2 separate regions of the Homo sapiens genome follow, and region 2 is linked to region 1. A link is a loop called in an ENCODE intact Hi-C map of the cell type or tissue named here. Cell type or tissue: OCI-LY7. All regions are shown on one strand. Links, peaks and the distances in the headings refer to the core of each region. The heading gives the core; the rest is flanking DNA. Region 1 has its middle 17 kb from the start of MIR3658. Region 2 overlaps LINC01675 (long intergenic non-protein coding RNA 1675).

Region 1 (8,876 bases), core at 1,566-6,565:
CTTCGCATAATCTAATGTCACTTTTTTTTTTTTTTTTTTTGAGATGGATTCTCGCTCTGTTGCCCAGGCTGGAGTGCAGTGGTGCAATCACGGCTCACTGCAGCCTCCACCTCCCAGGTTCAAGCGATTGTTCTGCCTCAGACTCCTGAGTAGCTGGGATTACAGGTGCATGCCACCACAGCCTGCTAATTTTTGTATTTTTAGTAGAGACAGGGTTTCACCATGTTGGTTAGGCGGGTCTCGAACTCCTGACCTCGTGATCTGTTCACCTGGGTCTCCCAAAGTGCTGGGATTACAGGTGTGAGCCACCACGCCCAGCCAGTGTTTTATTTTTTTTATTTTTTTTGTTTTTTTTTTGTGTGTGTATGTGTGTGTGTTTTTGACGGAATCTCGCTCTGTTGCCCCAGCTAGAGTGCGGTGGCATGATCTCGGGTCACTGAAACCTCCACCTCCTAGGTTCAAGCAATTCTGCTGCCTCAGCCTCCTGAGTAGCTGGGACTACAGGTGCATGCCACCACAGCCGGCTAATTTTTGTATTTTTAGTAGAGACAGGGTTTCACCATGTTGGTTAGGCGGGTCTCGAACTCCTGACCTCATGATCTGTTCACCTAGGTCTCCCAAAGTGCTGGGATTACAGGCGTGAGCCACCATGCCCAGCCAGTGTTTTTTTTTTTTTTTTTTTTTTTGTGTGTGTGTGTGTGTGTGTGTGTGTGTGTGTGTGTATGTGTGTGTGTTTTTGACGGAATCTCGCTCTGTTGCCCCAGCTAGAGTGCGGTGGCATGATCTCGGGTCACTGAAACCTCCACCTCCTAGGTTCAAGCAATTCTGCTGCCTCAGCCTCCTGAGTAGCTGGGATTACAGGCACCCACCACCACTACTAATTTTTGTATGTTTAGTAGAAACGGGTTTCACTATGTTGGCCAGGCTGGTCTTGAACTCCTGACCTCAAGTGATCTGCTTCCCTTTGCCTCCCAAAGTGCTGGGATTACAGGTGTGAGCCACCACTCCCAGCCACAAAAGTTTTTCTCTTGTGTTGTCTTCTAAAAGTTTTATAGTTTTAGGTGGGTTTTTTTTTTATTTTTTTTCATTCTGTCACCCAAGCTGGAGTACAGTGGCGCAATTATGGCTCACTGCAGCCTTGACCTCCTGGGCTCAAGTGATTCTCCTGCCTCAGCCTCCTGAGTACCTGGGATTGCAGCTGTGCAACACAATGACTGGCTAAGTTTTTGAGTTTTTGAGACAAGGTCTTGCTATGTTGTCTAGGCTGGTCTCAAACTCCTGAGCTAAAGCAATCCTTCTGCCTCAGCCTCCCAAAGCGCTGGCATTACTGGCCTGAAACACTGCACCTGGTAAGTTAATTTTTTAAGATGGTGTGAGGTAATATCATTATTTTACATGTGCTATCCATGTGTTTTAGCACCATAATTGAAGACTGTCCTTTCTCTTTTGAATTGCCTTTGCTCCTTTGTGAAAAAGTCATTTGTCCATATATGTGGGTCTGTTTCTAGACTCTGTTCCATTGATTTGTCTATCTTGACATCTATACCACACTGTCTTAATTACTGTAGCTTTATAATAAATCTTGAAATCTAGTAGTGTCAGCTCTCCAACTTTATTTTTTGTCAAAATCGTTTTGGCAGTTCTGAGTTCTTTGCATTTCTATATAAATTTTAAAGAATCAGCTTGTCAATTTCTACAAAAAATGCTGGGACTTTAATTGGGATGGTGTTGAATCCATAGATCAATTTGGGGACAGCTGACATTTTAACAGTGTTATGTCTTTTGATTTATGAACAAGATATATCTATCCATTTATTTTGGTCTTTAAAAGTGTCTCAGCAATGTTTTATTGTTTTAAATGTATAAGTCTTAAATATCTTTTATCAGATGTATCCCTACATATTTTATATTTTATGATGCTATTGTGAATAGTATTTTTTTAGAAGTCCAACTTAACGATTGTTTATTGCAAGCATATAAGAATACAATTGATTTTTATATATTGGTCTTTTATTCTGCAATCTTGCTAAATTCACTATTTTTAGAGTGGTGTTAGAAGACAGCAGAGAGAAAACAGTGGTTCAACCTATCCTGTTTAACCAAAAGTTGAGATTTTTTATGTTCACTTTTATCCTCTTTTTAGGGTTGAAAATTACACACATTATATTTTTCTTACTTTAGTGGCCATCTTTTAAAATTGACATGGATAGTTGACAAAATCTGAATTTAATCAGTATTTCTCTCCTCTTCCTAAACAATATGAAAGCTTTGAAAGCTTAAACTCTGACCACTCTGTCTATCTTACATGTTATTGATGTTAAGTATTATAGTTCCACCTTGCTTTTATATTCTTGACATTAGTTACGATTACTGTTTTATCCTGTCAGTGCTCATTTAGATTTTCCCAGATTATTACTAATGACTTTGTTCACTATTTTATTTTGCATTGTCAATCTTGGTTATGGATTCAGTTTTCTTCATAACACACATTTTTTTCATAATTATTTGTCAGAATTATTAGTGGGACACTCTTTGTTGGAAAATGCCTTTTTTTACCCTCATTCTTGAGTTATAATTTAGCTGTTTCTCTCAACATTTTGGATAGATTGGTCTTCTGTTTTCTGTCTTTTAAAAAGATTTCTCTTTGATGTTTTGCAATTTCTTATGATGTGTTGAAATGTGGATTTATTTTTATTTACCCTACTTAGGGCATGTGCTTCCTGAAGGCGAGTTCTATGTGTTTCATCTATTCTAGAAAATTTATAGCTATTATCTTTTCTAATGTTGCCTTCTCACTTTTCTCTCTGTTTTCTATCTTTTGATCTGTGGTTCCATGTACATAGGACCTTTTGCTCTTTCTTCTAAGTCTCTTACTCTCTTATTTTATTTTTAATCTGTTTTTTGTTTGTTTGTTTGTTTGAGACAGGGTCTCACTCTATAGCCCAGGCTGAAATGCAGTAGAGTGATCATGGCTTGCTGCAGCCTCAACCTCCTGGGCTCAAGTGATCCTCCCACCTCAGCCTCCTAAGTAGCTGGGACCACAGGCGTGAGCCGCCATGACCGGTTAATTTTTGTATTTTTTGTAGAGATGGGGTTTCACTATGTTGCCCAGGCTGGTCTCGAACTCCTGGACTCAAGCGATTTACCCATCTTGTCCTCCCAAAGTGATGGGATTATTGATATGTACCACTGTGCCCTGCCTTATTTTTAATCTTTTTATCTCTCAAGCTACATTGTAGCTAAGCTCCTTAGATCATTTCCAATTTAGTTACTCGCTCTTCACCCATGTTTAGTTTGCTGTTTAAAACTTACCAAGTTTTTAATTTCAGTGACCATATTTTTGGCTTTTAGAAAAACCATTTCATTATAGTCCAAATCTGCTTGTTGATTTTTGATTGTGTTTTATACTAATGTTTTAAATTGCTATTCTTGGCCCTTGTCTAATGTCATTTTCTTATATGCTCAGCTATGCATTAAGCAGGACTTCATTATTATTATCTTTTTTGTATTTTATGTGGAACTTGTAGGTATTTTGTAGCAGGAAGGTTTTCTGGTTATCTGAACCATGATAATGAAAAAAAAAAAAGTGTCTCATTGGTTTTTTCAAACTTTCTCCTCCAGAGAAATTCTGCTTTGTTCACAGCATCAAATGTTGCTTGGAGTTCTAAAACTTCCATTGTTCTTTGTATGTGAAGCATGCTGGGATGCCTGGGCGGTGGAGTGTTACTTCACATTAAATTGTGGGCTCCTTTACGGTCAGCAACTGTGTTTCCTGTATCTCATGTGTCCTGGCAGGGTACTTGCCACGTAGTCAGTGCCTGATAAACAGTTGGCTGATTTCCTTATTTGACTTTTGCTTTAGAGCCAGACGCCTCGCTAGCAGAGATGCACACGTTTTTTTGTTTTGTTTTTTTTTTTTTTTGAGATGCAGTCTCGCTCTGCCGCCAGGCTGGAGTGCAGTGGTGCAATCTCGGCTCGCTGCAAGCTCCGCCTCCCGGGTTCAAGCGATTCTCGTGCCTCAGCCTCCCGAGTAGCTGGGATTACAGGCGCGCACCACCACGCCCAGCTAATTTTTGTATTTTTAGTTGAGACGGGGTTTCACCATGTTCGCCAGGATGGTCTCGATCTCTTGACCTCGTGATCCACTCGCCTCGGCCTCCCAAAGTGCTGGGATTACAGGCGTGAGCCGCCGCGCCCGGCCCGAGATGCACATGTATTTTTAAAGAGTTCCATTGATAACTGAGTTTCTCCTGACCAGAAGGTGGACTGTGGCCTAGGCATGGCAGTGCCTCCTGATTGGCTTTGGAAGCTCAGCTCCATCTGTGGTCCGTTATTCTTAAAAGTGGCCACTAGAGGGTGAGAATGAGCCACAGCACAGCAAAGTCCTGTTTTAACCTTCAGAACAGCTGGAGGACGGTCAATTCAAACACACTAGAGAGCACCTATCATGTGCCAGGTACTGTGCCAAGCCCTCCCTGCCTTCCAGGACCTCATAAATGGCCAGTGGCCCCTCACATATAGACACAACTCTTGTACAAGGCAGAATGGAATGTGCACAAAGAGGTACAATCCCAACTCCTAGATCTAGGGGGTCTCAACAAGGAGGAACTGTGGGTGGCTTTCCTGTAGAACTCAGATTGGTCAGTCTGTGAGAAGGAAACTTACAGGACCTGCACCATCCACCCTCTCAGTCTCAGTCTCACCCACCTCTTCATACACCTGTTTCATGTGCATATGGCTTTACTGTTGCCTGCCAGAGACCACCCAGGCTTTGCAGTAGACTATTTGCATAACCCTGGACTAACCACTCTCTAATCTTTAATCTCTTTATTTAGGGATGATAATATCAAGTCCTTTCTACCTCATAGGATTGTGTCAGATTTAAGCAAAGTAATGAAGATCAAAGTACTTTTGAAAATTCATAAGTGCCATATATTTATGAAGCTTTAAAATAATTGTTAATATAAATTTCCCTAAAATGCCCTCAGAGTCTAGGAAGTTTGGGTGCACCATGGGCATTTACTGAATTAACTAGAATGTACACTCTTCCAGAAGAGGAGACCCACAGTAAGCCGAGGTATACCAGGCAGTTTCGGACAAATCTGAGAGCCAGGAAACAGCAGTGTCATTAAAGTGTTGGGCTGAACATTGTGCTCTGACACTCTCTGGGGAGGTGTCAGCCTGGCATCCAAGAAGGGTGGCCCTGTGGGAGGGTTATGCTCCAGACTGTGGAGAGGGGCACTTTCCTTTTCCGGGCAGGGACCCTGAGGAAGAGGAGATTAAGAATGGGTGTGGTATGATGCTGCTCTAACCCCTGAGATAAGCTTCCGAGAAGAAAAGCCACTGTCACTCACTTTTCAGGACCAATAAAGGAACTGAATGGTAGAGAGAGCTTTGCCATCTTCTCTCATGCTTGAGGAAAGGAGACTGACCCCTTCTCAAGGTGATGGGAGACTTAAAGTGCCTGTTCATGATTGGTGGCATGAGAGGGGAGGAGGAAAGACTGGAAATGTCAGTCACCATGCTTATCGCCTGCTGCGCCAAAGAACACCCCAGCGAGATCCTTAGGGCCATTTTCTTTCAGAGTCTATTTTAAAAATGTCTTTATTGATTTGATCAAACTGGTGTTTTTAAAACTTCAGTTAAGGTGAGCTTTCCATGCACACACATTGGTGTGTGTGTGTATGTGCATGTGTCAGGGGGCTGCTGGGGTGGGAATGGGGACCAAAGAGAGACTATTTTTAGAATAGCATTTCCTCTGAGGGGGTTTTAACCTGTTCTCTGCTGTTTTATGTTAGAGATTTATTTGATCATGCAGTCAACAACAGCACCAACAGCACCATCTGGTTTGCTAATAGATATTTTTTTTTTTCTGTTTCAGCCTTTATTTTAGAATTGGGGGTACCTGTGCAGGTTTGTTACAAAGGTATATTGTGTGATGCTGAGGTTTGGGGTATGACTGAATCCATCACCCAGGTAGAGACCATAGTACCCAATGTGTAGTTTTTCAGCCCCTGCGCCCCTCCCTCAGTCCCTCCTCTAATATTCCCCAGTGTCTGTTGTTGGCATTTTTATGTCCATGTATATGCAATGTTTAGCTCCCACTTATAAGTGAGAACATGTGGTATTTGGTTTTCTGTTTCTGTGTTACTTCACTTAGGATAATGGCCTCTAGCTGCATCTATGTTGATGCAAAGGACATGATTTTTTTTTTTTTTTTTTTGAGACGGAGTGTCGCTCTGTCCCCCAGGCTGGAGTGCAGTGGTGCAATCTCGGCTCACTGCAAGCTCCGCCTCCCAGGTTCACACCATTCTCCTGCCTCAGCCTCCCGAGTAGCTGGGACTACAGGCGCCCGCCACCACACCTGGCTAATTTTTTGTATTTTTAGTAGAGATGGGGTTTCACCGTGTTAGCCAGGATGGTCTCGATCTCCTGACCTCGTGATCCGCCTGCCTCGGCCTCCCAAAGTGCGGGATTACAGGCAGGAGCCACCGCGCCCAGCTGATTTTGTTCTTTTTTATGGCTGTGTAGTATTCCATGGCGAATATATACCACATTTTCTTTATCCAGTCCACTGTTGTTGGGCACCTGGGTTGATTCCATGTTTTTGCTATTGTGAATAGTGCTGCAGTGAACATATGGGTGCATGTATCCTTTTGGTAGAATGATTTATTTTCCTTTGGGCATATATCTGGTAATGGGATTGCTGGGACAAATAGTAGTTCAGCCTAACTTCTTTGAGAAATCTACAAACTGCTCTCTACAGTGGCTAGACTAATTTGCATTCTTGCCAACAGCATATGTGTTCCCTTTTCTCCATAGCCTTGCTAGCACCTGTTATTTTTTGACTTTTTAACAAAAGTCACTCTGACAGGCGAGAGATGGTATCTCATTGTGGTTTTGATTTGCATTTCTCTGATGATTAGTGTTGTTGAGCATTTTGTCATATGTTTGTTGGCTGGTTGTATGTCTTCGTTTTAGAAGTGTTTGTCCATGTCTTTTGTCAACTTTTAATGAGGTTATTTGCTTTTTGCTTATTGATTTAAGTTTTTATATCGATTTTGGGTCTTAGACATTTGTTAGATGCATAGTTTGTGAATATTTTCTTCCATTCTGTAGGTTGTCTCTTTACTTCCTCGATGGTTTCTCTTGCTGTGCAGAAGCTCTTTAGTTTAATTAGGTCCCACTTGTCAATTTTTGTTTTTGTTGCAGTTGCATTTGAGGACTTAGTCATAAATTCTTTGCCAAGGCCAATATTGAGAAGGGTATTTCCTAAGCTTTCTTTTAGGATTCTTATAGCTTGAGGTCTTACATTTAAGTCGTTAATCCGTCTTGAGTTATTGTTTGTATGTGGTGATAGGTAGGAGTCCAGTTTTATTCTTTTACCTATGTATAGCCAGTCATCCCGGCACCATTTATTGAATAGGGAATCTTTTCTCCATCGTTTATTTTTGTTGAGTTTGCTAATAGATATTTGATAATACAGAACTTGGATATGACTTTTGGACACACTTAGATGTGGAGATTTTTCTCTTGGTTGCATTTGTGTATGTGTGAGAATAAGGAGAAAGGACTAATACATGGTCATTTCTATTTGCTGCTGTAGCAGCAAGGAGAATCTGGCAGAGGTAGACTGTGTGTGTGTGTGTGTGTGTGTGTGTGTGTAAGTATTGGCCATGACACATTGACACATCCTGTAATGACACTATCTCCCATGTGCTTGTCATTCTCCAATGTGCTAGGCTTCAAAACCTCACCAGGGGGCGCAATTGTAATTTCTCGCATTCATTTCGTTCATCAACCATTTATCTAGTTAGCCTCTACTGTATGCCTGTCACTGAAATGCATTGTTTTGTTTTAAACCTCATTTGAATCCTGTGAGGTAGATTGAATTACCCCTCTTTCCATAAAGGGAATTGAGCTTTAGGAGATGTTAAGTAAATTATGTCGTCAGCAATACATGGAGAAGCCGGAATTTGAACCCGTGTTTTTCTGCCTGCAGAATGTAAACCCAATACCCTTACACCCTGCTGCCTCCCCCATGTCATGCTATCTCAAAGACTGAGTTCTGTTCTCCAACCCTCTCCCTCCTGGATATCTTTACAGTGCTCGGCTCTCCACGGAGCTACTCCGTGGAAGTCCCTGTTCACCTGACCAGCAGGTGAGCACCTCGGCCCTTAGCCTGGGTTTGTGTTTCCTTATAATATCCCTATTTGGGACCTTGTCATTCATATCTGCATTTTATTTATTGTTATTATTTTTGAGACAGAGTTTCACTCTGTTGCCCATGCTAGAGTGCAGCGGTGCGATCTTGGCTCACTGCAACCTCTGCCCTCCAGGTTCAAGCAATTCTCCTGCCTCAGCCTCCTGAGTAGCTGGGATTACAGGCACTCACCACCATGCCCAGCTAATTTTTGTATTTTTAGTACAGATGGGGTTTCACCATGTTGGCCAGGTTGGTCTCAAACTCCTGGCCTCAGGTGATCCGCCTGCCTTGGCTTCCCAAAGTGCTGGGATTACAGGTGTGAGGCATCACGCCCAGCTGATATCTGCATTTTAAAGGCACATTTCCAACTTAGATGCTATGGAAGCATCCACATTTCATTTTACCTGTCTCTGTGGCTTGGCCTAAGTCTCCCTTAAGGTGGCTGTTCCCTAAACTCAGAGTAGCTTTTGAGAGGAAGGATGCTGCCTCCGAGAGGGACAACCCTTTAAGCTATTTCCAGTTAGCAATACAGCACCCCAGTCAGGACTGTCTGGTAAGGAGAGCAGAATCTTGCTGGAGGCCACTTGAGAAAGTTAGAGGTCCATCTTGATCTGAATGATGGGACAGAGGAAACAGAAGACTTCCTGAGAGGGGAGTGGTCAGCAAAGCC
Region 2 (8,876 bases), core at 1,322-6,321, 560 kb after region 1:
CTTTTCTTGAAATCTGTGAAGTAAACAGCATGATCTCTGTTGGTTCCAATCCAGTCCTCTGGTTTCAGAAGGAGGTAGAAGGAGCTGGCATGTGACACCCATATTTGTCCTTTGGTTCTCAGATAAAGATGTGCAGTATGAGGAAGCATCCTGGTTTCTCTTGCACTGGCCAATGGAACATTGTGGTGAGGCTGAGGGGAAGCAAAGGTCATCTGTCTCTGGCACAGTTATGGGCTGCAGTGGTCATCAGACTGACCCTCATTTACCTAGGTATGTAACTTTCCTATCTTGGGGAATCCTAATGGTGGAGGGATGATTTATGCAAAGCAAAGGAAATGCCTCTCCTTTATAACAGTCTGTGGTTAAGTAAAACAAATTTAAAATTATCTTGACAATGTCAAACAATAAGTCACTAACCCAAATAAATAACCCCTTTTAGAAGAAAACCTGACTTCTGTAGAGATTTCAGTTTTATAAAGGAAAAAGCCTGTTAGAATCAGAATGTCCAAGCCCAAACCAAAAATAGCACTTACTTTTCAACAAAGGTATCTATCTGTTTTACCCCCCTCTAAGTGTTGTCAGACTACACTTAAAGGATTATGTTCTGTTCTCATTTTAAATTTATTTTTAAAAATTTATTTATTTATTTTTTATTGTACTCTTTGAAGTGTTTCACTTTGAAGGAATGGTGACAAAAGGGAACTTCATTAAAGGAGAACAATAAGAATATTAAAGAGATAAATGCAGCTTGGTGAACATTTAAAAACCACTAAAGTTATTTAACCTGAGAGGGACATTCACTGGGGGAGGAGGACACTCACGGAGGGAGGAAGAGGAGCAGGATAGCTGTGTTTGACCACAACTCACCATCATATAAAAGATGGAGTCAACACGATGTGTGTTCTTGTTGAGCAAAACAAGTAGTGGATAGAGGCTCCAGGAAGGTCGACTTGGATCTAAATAAGAAGGGATTTCCAACAAGAAGTAATGATCTAAAATGAAACGGTCTGCCTTGTGAAGTAGTAGATTTCCTAATTAAGGAAATATTTAAGCAGAAACTAATGATCATTAATGAGGAGTTTATAGATCAATGGTTCTCAAACTTTAGTATGGCAAGAATCACCCAAAGTCCTTGTTAAATCAGATTATTAGTTCCAACTCCCCAAAATTCCAATTCAACATGTGTGGAGTGGGTCCTCTGAATTGAATTTGCCTTTGCCTAAGTTCTCTGGTGCTGCTGCTGCTGCTACTGCCGGTCTGTGGGTTAATTTTGCATAGCAAGTCTCTGCTAATATATGATGTAAAATTGGACCAGATGGACTCATTTTCCAATTTTGAGAGTCCATGATGATAATGATAGAAAAAACATAGTATGCTGTATGGATTTGGGTATTACCAAAATGAACTTGCTCTGTGAAAATGTATATAAAATAACTTCATGTGTTTACTATGGTAAATAAGATTTCTGTTAGTATCAGTTAATGTTGGTGTAACATAGAGCAGTGGTCTCCAATCTTTTTGGCACCAGGGAAGAGTTTTGTGGAAGACAATTTTTCCACAGAGTGGGGTGGGGTGGGGATGATTTGGGGAAGATTCAAATGCATTACACTTATTGTGCACTCTATTTCTATTATTATTACATTGTAATATATAATGAAATGATTATCCAATTCACCATCATGTAGAATCAGTGGGAGCCCTGAGCTTGTTTTCCTGAAACTAGATGGTCCCATCTCAAGGGATAGGAGACAGTAACAGATCATTAGATATTAGATTCTCATAAGGAGCATGCAACCTAGATCCTTCACATGTGCAGTCCACAATAGCGTTTGCACTCCTGTGAGAATCCAATGCCACCACTGATCTGACAGGAGGCAAAACTCAGGCAGTAATGCAAGCAATGGGCAGTGGCTGCAAATACAGATGAAGCTTTGCTTGCTAGTCCACCGCTCACCTCCTGCTGTGCAGCCCAGTTCCTAACAGGCCACAGACCAGTACCAGTCCATGGCCCACGGATTATGGATCTCTGACACAGAAGGACCAGTAGTAAAAGAAGTTGAACATGGTACTATATATAAATTCTAGTTATAAAATGGGTTTACTGTTAGACTGCACAAATGCAATGCAAAAGCTAAAGTAACCTTTGCATTTCTTGAATCTAAACAATTATTTTCCATTTATTTTCCTTAAATAGAGATTGAGAAATTCAAAGGCAAATATTTCCACAGTGAGAAATATAAAATTTAGAGGGATTTATGGGAAACAGAATCCTCATGACTGGCATTGGAAATTCTGGCTCTGATCTGGCTGTGGTGCTCAGCCACACTGCAAAGCAAGCCTATTTTCTTACAGCTGCATCTTGTTGTTGTGGTAATCCTCCACCTGCATGGAGAGGCACAAAGTATAGGATAACCAAGATTCAGGGGTTATTTTTATGGCTTCCCACTGAAAACACCTTATCTACACACAAGAGACAACAAAGGATTAAGTGTGTTGGCTGGGCCAAATGGATTCCCAGTAATCAGATCAGAAATATTCAGGTCGTTTGCTCTCTGCCAAGATCTCTACTAGTTAACACAGATATATTGTAGATGATTACATGGTTATTAAAAAAAATTACATTATAGGACTCCAGGCATTTGTGATCCCATTTATGGTTAAAAAAAAAAAAACCTATATATCTATGGTTATATGTGCATATGCAATTTCAAAAAAGATTCAAGTAACCGTTAACAGTGGCTTCCTCTGGGCATAAAGAATGGATATGCATGTGTGTGGCGGGGGGGTGAGGGGGTTATATATATTTTGTTAACAGATCGAGAGTGAGATTACAATACTTAACTAGTGAAACAAAATATTCAGCAACTTTGATAATTAATTCAGACCATCACTCTGCTACTCCTAATGACAAGGTTTAGAAATATAGCTACAACTGGCAAAGAAGATTTGGGGAGATTTAGAGTGATCTAGATAGGCGGTTTAAATACTGCAAATTTTCCAAACTGTTATTTGACAATGCACTGACTTTGAAGTCTCTGAACAATCTGTGAACAGTAGTTGTGTTCATTTAATGTGGTTAACAAGGGGTAGATAGATCAGCTGTTGGCTATGTGCTAAACAATTTCACAATAATTAATTTGTACCAGGGGAGCTAAGACACCAAGGTAATTTACCTAAACCAAGGGTCAGTTTTGTCAATGTGCAAGTCCGCCCTCTGCTGGCCATTCTGGGAAAATCACAGCTATTTTATAGCAACTGTAGTTATCTCTGATGGTCCAGATCATTCTTTCAAGAGTACTTATTATTCACCTACTGTGTGCCAGGTACATTATCATACATGATACAAGTGTCTGTTGTATGATTCTCTTTACTTTTTTGCATGTGTAAAATATTTTATCACTAAAAATATCCAATGTAAAGAGCAAAAAAAGTCTGAAAAATACGACAAATAAAACAATATTATTTTAAAGAAATTCTGATAGTAGTTCTTTGAGCCAATTAAATGAGGTTAAATTCCTGTAATCAATAAAATATTATAGCATCTTAAAGCTTGGCATTGCTGAAGAAATTATTTAGTTCAACCCCCATATTTTACAGCCAAGAAAACTGAGGGTCCAAGACATTAATAGTTAGTGTAAAGGAAGGCAGGAAATTACTTAAAAGGCTCGTACTAAAATCGACATCTCCTTCCTAGAAGATTTGCTTACATTTCAACCTAAGAATAAAAGAAATAATCAACTTTTTTTTTCTTTTTACAGATGTAAGCAATGATCACTGACTTGACAAAGGAAATGCATAGGGATTAATTTAAATGGTTTGTGTAGAGATATTTATTTAGGGTTCATTCACACAGAAGCAAATTGCTTAAGCATGAAATTGGATGAGGATACTAGAGAGTGAATTGAGAAGTAAAAGTGAGGGAAGCTGATCCCAGCCCTTTGCAAATTTAAGATTTAGGATCCCCAGCTTGGAAATGGTTATGCTAATTAAGGACTGAAGACTGGCAGAGTTTAGAAGATCAAGAAGGTGAGAGAGCCCAGGAGCACCAGGCACTGCTGGGGTTTAGATAGGTAAAGGACAAAGTACTTGATCTTGTGAAGCCTATAGATTAGCAGGAAAAGTACATAGTCACACCACCAAAGATTGTAAAGTGTTAGTTTTCCAAGTCTTTTTTTTTTGAGACGGAGTCTCTCTGTTGCCCAGGCTGGAGTGCAGTGGCGTGATCTCAGCTCCGCTCACTGCAAGCTCCGCCTCCCGGGTTCACGCCATTCTCCTGCCTCAGCCTCCCGAGTAGCTGGGACTACAGGCACCCGCCACCACTCAGTATTTATTGGCCCTTACTTTACAGATAATTCTAACCATGGGTTGTCTGGTTTGACAGGCCAGAACCACAAGTGAGAAGGGAAATACTGCTGGCTGCAGATTCAGTGACAAGAGCTATAATAATGAACAACACAGGGAGGAGTCATTAAAACTGCATTATAGCATTTGAGCAGTAATTAAGGTGCTTAATGATCAGAATAAGCAATAAAAAAGGTTAAGTTATGTTCGTTGCACACTGTTTAAGAAATGAGACAAGAGCTTAATCAATTTTAGAAATATTTTAATCAAAACAAAGTGAAAAAGTAAAGAAATTGTAAAAGAAGTATTTTCTTAACTGTATAAATGTAAGTTTCCTCAACATCCTGATAATATGACAGTGCCAGACAAATGAGACTTTGCTATATGCTATATGATTGTGTGCCAATCATCACCACTATGTGAAATTCAGCTAAATATCTCAGAACAAAGAGAACCAGGGGTTGTGATAAATGCTAGATCAGAGCTGAGAATGAGTCCCCAGAGCCAGCTTTTATAGGTGCCTCTGTCTTGTGCTAGTGTAGACAGGCTGTGCTTAAGGCCCTACCGTGGAAAGACAGGTGAAGATGTTTCCAGTGGAAGACCAGAGCTTTGCCTTCCTGGCTTTTTACTTTTCTTAGTATGAGATCAACCTCATATAGGGAGAGTGAAGGAAGAGGAAAGGAGGAGGAAAAGGAGAACCCTGGAGTCCAAATCTTTCCTAGAGACCATTTTTTAATACATCTGTAGAAACAGAAGGGGAAAAAAGAGTATTCAATAACATTTTCCAGAATGAATAAATGGATAAGTAAATGAAGTGAGACAAATACTAATATGAGCCATCTTCCCCAGTTTTGAAGATTTCTCAACTCTCAATGACAGTGAGAGCTTAGCGACAACCTTCCCAAAACATCCATTTCTGTCAGAATAATGATCAAACCCAATGTGAAAGAATTCACGGAAATAGCTGCCACTTTTTAACACCGTAGCACTGTGGAGAATGTTGATGTCATCTTTGCCAAATAACACACCTTCTCATTTCCTTTCTTTGAAGATTCTGTGAATATCACTGATAACCAGATATTCCTATACAATTAGGTATTCCCACTTCATGTGGAAAAAGTGACTTTGGTTGTTGTTGTTAATGCAGCCATCGGGAGCTGTAATGCCAACAAGGAAATTCCAAACTCTCTGGGCCACCTGAGTGTTAAAAGGTAACACAGTTAAAAGGAATGAATTCTTGTGGCTTCCTTTTTGCTACAGCCAGCCACCTTGAACCAAAGGAGCATTAAAATTGAGTCAGTTTAAATGAAAGAATGGGTCAATTACAACCGAAATTACTGTTCACTAACTTTGTTTAAAATAATTTTTTTATCCAGATAAATTTTATTTAGCTTAAAGGCAATAACAGGGACACATCTTCCTTTTTTAAAATTATTTTTGGAGAATTTAGAAAGGCCCGAAAAGCCTAAAAAATTGTTATCAAGGGTGGGAAACTCATTCATAACAATTTTTACAAAACTGAGAGAATCCCCCATCCTGGTACACACTTTCTGGGCTCTCCCACAGCACAAAACCAGGATAGTCCAGAATCAGCCGCCAGCATCAGCATCACTCCAGGGCCCTGGGTTCCATTTAGAACTTGTACTAAAATTATTTTGGGGATGAGATTTCTCCTTCATTCTTTTTCTTTTTATCTATTTTGTGGAACAGACAGTAATTGAGGAGCCAGAGAAGGAAAAACATGCCATTCTCAGCAATTCTCTTTAAAAATATAGGAATAAAAACTCCCATTTATATTGCTAACAGGGAAAGAAAAAAGTCAGGTCTTCATTTTCTTTCTAGAACTCTTCTTTTAGGTCCTTTCAATTAGCTTTGGAGAAGCTCAGAACTCGCACTCCCACGCTTTTACTTTCCTGGAACTATACTCCTTGGCCTTTCCTAAACCTTTCCTTATCCTGTGTTTGCCTTCATAGGACTGAACACAGTCCGGTCCTCCATGGAGAGGATGGCTGACATGGTCCAGAGAATAGAGGCCACAGGGAAAAGTAGGGTCCTTCACCACAGGCAATTACTGAATTTATGGGCTTAGGGGTGTGTGGTCAAATCCATAAGTCAGATTTTAGATAGAACTTCTAATGTCAGGAAGGCAGTTTTCAGGAATGCTAAAAAAAAAAAAAAAAAAAAAAAGAAAGAATACAAAACTCCTTATTGCAGACACTTACTCTGCCCTTGGTTTTTATATTCAGGTATAATTTGACTATCTTACAAGCCAAGAGAAAACTTTTTTCATAATGCAGAAATGATAGAAATAAAGAAGAAATTCACTTATGAAACAAATATGAGTGCTTACTGTGTGCTGGGAACTGTGTGGAGGAAGTTAGCCTGATTGCCCCAGGTAGTGTAATAAATGTGGTTCAGCATTTGAACCTACCAGATGCCAAAGCCAGTGTCCTTTGCTGTACATCATACTGTCTTCCATTCGTGCTCAACTGATGTTTTTCAGGAGTTTATAAACTGAAATATTTAAAACCCTACCAATGTGACATGTTTTTCTTTATTGCTGATTGCTTGCTGAAGCAAGCAAATTGTTCTATTGTACATAGGCAAAAGACGTATTTTTCTAACTACATTTATAAATATTTATAACAGAATGCCTTCTTGCAAGTTGTTTCCTTAATGTAATTTACAAATTGCATATTACAATGAGTGAAGCCAGAAATATTTTTCAATCAAACTGTATTTCCTAATGTGAAAATGTTTATCATCTTGATCCATTTAAACTATTTGAATAAAAGAATATGCATGTTAAAGAATTTTCAGTTAAAAGCCTTTCTTTGAAAGATTAGTATCATATACATCATCAAGTCCCAATTTCTGGCTCACAAGTGGAATCTGAGGTAATAATAATAAAAATATATTTTAACATTATAAAAGATTTGAAAAAGCATCTGTAATTTTATCAATCTTATTGAGCGTGTTAGTGTCATTCAAATATATCTGGTTCTGTTTCTGATCACCTAGTAGGATTTAGCTTCCCTGTCCCCTTTGGAGTTGACATGCCAATGTGACTTGCTTTGGCCAAATAAATGTAAGTAGAAGTGACATATTTCACTTCCATGTACAATCTTTTAGATATAGTACCAACCATATCTTTCCTCTGCCAACATTGAGACAATTAAGGAAGGATGTGTAAAGATGGAACCTTCTTCAGCCGGAGTACCAAAATGATTACAATGAGCAGAGTCTGATCGGGTAGCATGAGCTTTTGTTGTGAGTCACTGATATATAGGTATTGTTTGTTACCATAGCATAACCTAGCTTATCCTGACTGATATACCGACACAACCAATGGTTTCTGTTTCTTCATGTTCCCATCCACACTTTGTCCATATAGACATAGAGTTTTTACGTGGACATAATAATAGTATATAATATACTTTTCTTTGTTGTACACTTTTCAAAATATTATATTATAAACATTTCCCCAGCTTTTTCATGGACAGCATATTTATAATTTTAATAGTTATAAAACAGCCTACCATATTAACATTCAACTACTTATTAATTGTTCATTATTTGATCTTTTTATACATATAGCGTTTTTTCTTTTTCAAAAGTACTTTCTTGGGCTAAAGAAAATAAATAAATGTTTTTCTTTCAGTTTTGCAGTAAGGCATTTACAGTCAAACTTACCCTTTTCTTGAAATTGGTGCAAGAATTTTAGTACTAATGAAATTAAGAAAAGATATTCATGCTTTTCTCTTTATTTTGTCGTCCTTTGAAATTATGGTGCTAATTAGTTTAAAAGATAATACCCAGAATATTCTGGAACCACATCCAAAAAGATATCTTTCTGAGATTAAATCAGGTCACACTCTAAACCTGACACCCTGATAAAATAAATTACTTGATCATAGAATTTTTTTACTTACTATACAAGTTTGTGCCCCAAAGACAGATGAATTGTTCTTGCTGAGATTAAATTAGCAGTGTTTCATCCTCATGCTGAAGAAGAGCCGCAGTATTTCTATAGACTCTTTTATTAGTGATAAATATGTTTATACCACATTAATCCTTATGAAACCCAGGCTGGTTACTCTGCCAAGGGGAAAAAAAAAAACTCTGCTTTCTTCACTTTACAGTGATTATTTTTTGATGAATAATTTTATTTCTTTTCACACATAGACTATATATCTGAGGTTGTCTTCCACTTTTATGCACCCAGTATTTTATATTTATCTAACACTGTTTTCAAAGGCACTCAAAGGGCTTTTTAAATATTATTCCATAAAACACTTATAGAATGATGAAGTCAGCACTTTACACAAACATTGGAAACAGCCAAAGCCACCATTTGTGAAATGTTTAACTACTGCTAAGGTTTCTTCTCTTTTCCTTCTCCTGTTCTTTCCTTTCTCTTTCTCTCCCATCTTATGAATTATTTTCAGTTTTCCCTTAAGTTTCAGTGACACCACCACCAACATCCTGACAATAAAGATGAGGACTGGATAGAGAGGTGGGGCACTTTTTTCTCC

Evidence for each region. Hi-C counts contacts between places; a loop is a spot of excess contacts. Peaks named below come from ENCODE experiments on the same cell type or tissue, not always from the same donor. Only the 100,000 strongest peaks of a DNase experiment are listed, where the experiment ranks them.
Region 2: a loop joins it to region 1, with 6 times the contacts of the local background. A loop is called at or near these places in 83 of 110 quality-filtered maps.

What each region holds. Positions count from the first base shown.
Region 1 is chr1:165,920,522-165,929,397 of GRCh38, forward strand. No RefSeq gene overlaps it. Among named protein-coding and RNA genes, the nearest start is that of MIR3658, 17 kb to the left of the region's middle. RefSeq lists a silencer at 7,752-7,861. In OCI-LY7, for the core only: CTCF peaks have their summits at 4,352 (motif pointing right) and 4,551; a DNase peak (open chromatin) is centred at 4,350.
Region 2 is chr1:166,476,014-166,484,889 of GRCh38, forward strand. It overlaps LINC01675 (long intergenic non-protein coding RNA 1675), which reads right to left. Exons shown (of 3, transcript NR_146890.1): 2 at 868-956; 3 at 1-191. It also overlaps the pseudogene FMO7P. Among named protein-coding and RNA genes, the nearest start is that of LINC01675, 9.6 kb to the right of the region's middle. In OCI-LY7, for the core only: CTCF peaks have their summits at 3,227 (motif pointing left) and 3,426; a DNase peak (open chromatin) is centred at 3,208.